Linked DNA regions of Homo sapiens: region 1 is linked to region 2. Evidence: read pairs that join two places in POLR2A ChIA-PET (ENCODE). Cell type or tissue: PC-3. All regions are shown on one strand. Each heading gives the region's core, and the rest is flanking DNA. Links, peaks and the distances in the headings are about the cores only. Region 1 overlaps CTNNA3 (catenin alpha 3). Region 2 overlaps CTNNA3 (catenin alpha 3).

The links. ChIA-PET counts read pairs that join two places held together with the same protein. Peaks named below come from ENCODE experiments on the same cell type or tissue, not always from the same donor. Only the 100,000 strongest peaks of a DNase experiment are listed, where the experiment ranks them.
Region 1: POLR2A ChIA-PET joins it to region 2 with 5 read pairs; 2 of 35 experiments call an interaction of 5 or more read pairs at or near these places.

The regions. Positions count from the first base shown.
Region 1 is chr10:66,061,545-66,064,476 of GRCh38, reverse strand. All of the region lies in intron 15 of CTNNA3 (catenin alpha 3), which reads left to right. Among named protein-coding and RNA genes, the nearest start is that of CTNNA3-AS1, 16 kb to the left of the region's middle. In PC-3, for the core only: no CTCF peak of the experiment used is centred there; no DNase peak of the experiment used is centred there.
Region 2 is chr10:66,513,260-66,516,191 of GRCh38, reverse strand. All of the region lies in intron 11 of CTNNA3 (catenin alpha 3), which reads left to right. Among named protein-coding and RNA genes, the nearest start is that of LRRTM3, 410 kb to the left of the region's middle. In PC-3, for the core only: no CTCF peak of the experiment used is centred there; a DNase peak (open chromatin) is centred at 1,301; H3K27ac peaks cover 1,433 bases.

The DNA.
Region 1 (2,932 bases), core at 206-2,705, 450 kb after region 2:
GCATAATCAGAAATGCCACCATGAAAGAGAAATTAAGATGCAAAAAAGAATGATCACCAAGGAAATTAGAAAAGGTGTTGACACATTCAAAGAAGGCTTGGTAAAACACCATCAATAATATGGTTAGGCTTTGTGTCCCCATCCGGATCTTATCTTGAATTATCATCCTCATAATTCCCACATGTCAAGGGAGAGACCAGGTGAAGGCAATTGAATCATGGCGTCAGTTTCCCCCATGCTGTTCACGTGATAGTGAGCGAGTTATCAGGAGATCTGATGGTTTCATAAGGGGCTCTTCCGCCTTCACTTGGCACTTTTCTTTCCTGCGCCTTGTAAAGAAGGTGCCTTGCTTCTCCTTTGCCTACTGACATGATTGTAAGTTTCCTGAGGGCTCCCCAGCCATGCGGAACTGTGAGTCAATTAAACCTCTTCCTCTTATAAATTACCCAGTCTCGGGCAATTCTTTATAGTAGTGTGAAAATAGACTAATACAATCAATGACAACAAAAAAAGACTATTTGAAGTGACCACACTACATAGGAGAAGTGTAAGGGTTGAAGATCAGAGTTAAATGGCCTACTATTCTTATATTCAGGAAGAAGTTTAAAGTATTAACATACTTTGCTACATAGAAAATTATATGCATTATATGCATTTTAAATTTCCAAGACATCTTTACAATAATGAAAATAGAATTAAATAGAATAAATGTTCCATATCAGTAGACAAAATTAATGTAGAGAAGATAAGTTAGAAAATGAGAATAAAATGAAAATTTAGGGTAAATATAAAAAAGCAATAGCATTATAAATCATACCAATAATATCAGTATTTCTAATATTTAGATTTAGTAAGCTTACTAGTTTTTTAAAAATAAAATTATTTAAAAATCTGTCATTTAACATAGTGGCGTATAGGAATCTTTTGATCTAGGAACCATGGGAAAGAGGAAGAAATCTCTCTCTAAAAGAGTAAAGGAATGTGTAAAAAAAGTGAAAGAAATTTCAGAAGTAAATACCTAACAGCTTCTATTTGTGGGGTAATGCCATCTGTGGAATATGAGAAGCCTTCAGAAGACAAACATGGAGTGACAACTTTGATAGAGAAGCAGATCTTGATATATAAAAGGTAATCGACTAGGAATATATATATATATTATATATATATATAGAGAGAGAGATTTATACATACATATCCAACTGGATATATAAATCTATATATAGATCTATCTATCTATCTATCTATCTATCTATATCTATATCTATATATATATATATATATACATGTATCCAGTCATTGGCTGGAAAGGAGCAGAACTGAAACTACTAAGAAGGATATATTGAAATGACTGGGTCTACACTGGGAAAGAAAGGAACTGATATTGGGGAGTAGAGCCAAAGTGGAAAAATAACAGCATGTCACTTGACAGATGGTGAGGTTACAGACCTCCTTGTAGTATTTTTTCCTGCTCTGTACATGTCTCCCTCCTAAAGGAATTAATATCTTACTGTTGGCATACTCTGAATCAAGTTGTAAAAGGATTCTGACAAATCAGTGGCTTTGAGGGTATCCTAATCTGTAGCTGGGGTGTTAGAAGGGGATTCATAACTCCATAGAGTGACAAATCATTTGAAAATAGACACATTTCATGTTTTACAAAAGCTAAGCAGCCCAACATTCTCTCAGTCTATAGCCATCACTAGCAAAGGCATCCACAGAACAGGAATATTGTGTGTTTGAACTGCAATAAAGGAAGGGTAGTAAAATTGAATTTTAGACTCTGATAATCTCTTGTGCTTGAACTGAATCCAGAGTCACCTAAATTTCAGTTCATATAAACTGTGATAAATCTCCAATTGTTTTAAAATGAATGAAATCTGTTCTTTACTTCTATTTTATTCCCAATTCTGTTTCAAGAGTTTCTTCTCAGACACCGTAATGTTTTTCTGAGGGTTAAACTTAGCAGTTTTATATATAGGCTATTCCTTGGTTCCACCTTTGTCACATTTCTTTCATTGCAGGTTTTTCGCTTGTTTGTAGTGGGACCTGTGAGAGTGAGGGTCACAGCTGGCAGTGCAGTATTTATCAGCTAGTAGTCCCCCATTTGGTGGTAGTAGTAGTACACTTGAAGTCCTCCATATAGATTTTAAATAGCTCTATAGTTTAAAAATAATAAAAGAAAAAATAGCTCATGCTTTATATCTTCTGAAGTGCCACAAAATGCTGTTTTCTCATTTTATTCAAATATTATTTTATTAATAAAAGACATAATGATAGCTAAACTTTGATGAGTGCTTACTGTGTACTGTATCTTGAGAAAAACATGTTTTCTTGTTTATCCTCTAGACAGTTTGATTGATTATTATACCCTCCATTTTATTAATAAAGAAATAGAGGTCAGATAAATTGCCCAAGGACACACAAGCAAAGTTAATTTTGAATGGAGGTTGGTCCGACTTCAGAATTTGGGCACCTACCCATTGTACAACAAGACTTTACCCTGTGCTAAACACAGGATAAGACCCAATCAGTTCTTTCCTCAAGGAAGAAACAAATTGACACATCAGAGATAACAATAATTATGTTATGTGTTGTTAAACTGTTAAATGTTCAATCTGTTAGGATTTTGGAAGAGAGAGAGTTTGTGGAGAATAAGCACAGAAGAAAAAGTATGAACAAATGAAATTTGTATTCGATTTTGAATGAGGTGTGGGGTTGAGTCATGGAAGGTGATGATGTATGTGAGAAAGTTCATGAGAATGGAGGCCAGCAGGTAGGAATGAGTCACGTCCATTTAGGGGCTCTAAGAAAAAAAATATGAAAAAGAAGGAAATTAAGATGGGCATGAAGAAAGTGATAGGTTATAAAAGGCCTTAGAAAATTGACAGTTTTTCTTTTTATGAAGTAGGAGATACGTAACAACTGAAGGATT
Region 2 (2,932 bases), core at 239-2,738:
AATTTTCCCAGTCAAACAAAAGAGAAAGAATCTAGCTGGCCCTCTAGATCTTTTTTGTACCAGCCTAGATGCTGTAGGTCCAAAATAAAACCAATGAATAGATGGGTTACCTTTTTTTTTTTTTTTTCCAGATAATTAATCATAGTTTGAATAGCTGTGATGAGAATTGGCACAATCTTGCATCTTCTGTAGGGGACAGATTTTCTTAGAAAAGTTACAGATGTGTTTAATAGCAAATAACTTATCTGGTACTTGTGAAGAATGATTGATATGGCTTGGCTATGTCCCCACCAAAATCTCATCTTGAATTATAGTTCCCATAATTCCCACATGTTGTTGTGGGAGGGACCCCGTAGAGATAATTGAATCACAGGGGTGGTTTCCCCCATCCTGTTCTTGTGATAGTGAGGTTAATTCTCACGAGATCTGATGGTTTTATAAAGGCTTCTTCCTTCACTGGGCTCTCATTCTCCTTCCTGCCATGATGTGAAAAAGGATGTGTTTGCTTCCCCTTCCACCATGATTGTAAGTTTCCTGAGGCCTCCCTAGCCATGTGGAACTGTGAGTCAATTAAACCTCTTTTCTTTATAAATGACCCAGTCTTGGGAAGTTCTTTAGAGCAGCATGAGAATGGACTAATACAATGATCTTTTAGAGTGATATGTTGTTTTGTATTCAGAGACTTCTGGTTCCTCTTTTGTCAGGTAGATCAATTGACAAGTTAGTTCTTAGCGTATCTGTGTTGTGAATTACTTAGGGAAAATTTTACTTTCAAATTTTTTATAAGCATTTAACCTCTCATGGGCTTTCTTTCAGGAGTCAATACTAATACTATATATATATATAGAGAGAGAGAGAGAGACAGAGAGGGAGAGACTATTTTCCATATAGATAGATAGATAGATAGATAGATAGATAGATAGATATAGGGAATAAGGGTCCAAAACAGATTTCCATTTTCTTCTGAATCATTTGTGAAAACGTGTGAATTCTCAGAATATCAGCTCTCTCTACATTAAAATGTAAATACAAATAAAAATTTAAAATCAATGGTAAAGGACTCTTAGACTTTAAACTATTTTTTTGTTATTACCACAGAGGAAGATCACATGTGGTAAAATATTTGCTTATAATTATGTTTTAGTATGATTCAATGGTCCAATATTGACTAAAGATTCTTGAAATAAGGGTATCTCTAATGACAAATGTCTTCTGTTTATCCATTGCAGTTATATATTTAAAACTGAAAGTTTTTCAATGATCATTTAAAAATTATTCATACCATCAACAAATGTCTCATGATAGTTAAACATATATTTTCAGAGGTCAGTTTGCATAAACTGACTCATCATGAGCTACAAACTTTGATAGAAGGGATGAATGATTTGGACCATAAGAACTATTCAACAATTACTAAGAACTGATTAAATATAAGGGTTTGTAAAAATACAACCTTTCTTTTATTTATTCCTTCGTTTATTTATTTAATATTCCATAATTATGAGTGCTAAATCCCATGAAAGGTACTGGAAATTGAACAATGAGTAAAAGGTAGTGGAAGAGATTACTTGCAAAAGAACTGTGGTGGTGGAGATCAAATGAGGATTGGTGGAAGCGATTGACAATGGTTTTTGGATTTTCTGAAAAAGAGATTGACCACTTCTAAATTAGAATTAGCAATGTTATTCCCTTATTGTGGAGTGTTCTGATTATAATATCACATTGACCTTTAGTGAACTGTAGTATTGAAGGATAGTTGAAGATGTGTTTTATTCTATATTTTAAATTTTTCTTAAATATGTTCACTTTTCCCCCATATTCACTGCTACTACGCCAGTTCAAGTAACTTTCTTTTCCCTAAGTTGCTGTAGAATCTTAATAGGACCTCTTACTTCCATAGTTTTGCCTGAAGTCTCTTAATAGGTATTTGCTGAATGTGTAAAAGTATTTATTCCCATTTTAAATTCTGTGTCTACATTAATTTTCCAGATTTATTTCTTCTTAATTCCTTTAATGTGTTTGGCCCCAGGATTAATATTTTAAAAAATCTTCAAATTATGAAAAAATAACTTTCAGCATTAATCATCACAATGTTCTTTGACCTTGGCTTAGTAACACCAAGGTAACTTTCAATGCCATCAAAAATGCACTAACAAGTGTCACACCAGACTACATCCTGCCCTGGGGCCTAATTGCTGCTGCATCTCCACATCACAGGTGCACAGCCTACATCCCCCGACACCATCCCAGAAGGTTGCAGTGTTACATTACCAGCTGAACCTAATGGTGCCACAGGGTCTCTGTTACCTGAGCCCACACAGAGACCTAAATCCCAGGGAATAGGCAGTCCTGCACGTCAGGGAGGCTCTCCCCAGGACATAGAAATCCAAAGCACATGCTTCCAAGAGCCTGAGAGCCACCTTCCCTGATGACAGTGACCTTGTTCCCTGCAGCAATTGGGCCATCATGTGCCTGCACACAATGCCCAGGGGCCTGAGGACCAGCTTGCTTGTGACCTACTGCCATGAACACTGATCCCCAAACGTGCCACTTAGGGCTTAAGGACTGCCCTGTCTGGGATGTGCCACCATCACAACCCAGCAAACTTGGCCCAGCAATAACAGGGCCACTATGTACCTTTGTGTACCACCCAGGATCCTGAGAACTGGTCCATGCAATGTGTACCACCAGAGGTGCGTGTGCACTCCCCAGGGATCCAAGGACTGCTTGCCTGGAGGCCCCATCTCCAGTAAAGTCACATCACAGCTTTCAGGAACAACTAGAGCATAAGACACTGTGAAGCCATAGATACTACTGATTGGACTAATGCTGAAGAAATCATATGGTGACTACAGTACTGCATTCTCCCAGAAACAAAGCCAAAGCACCCTACTCAAGTTTAACAATAGACTAGATAAAGCAAAAGAAATAA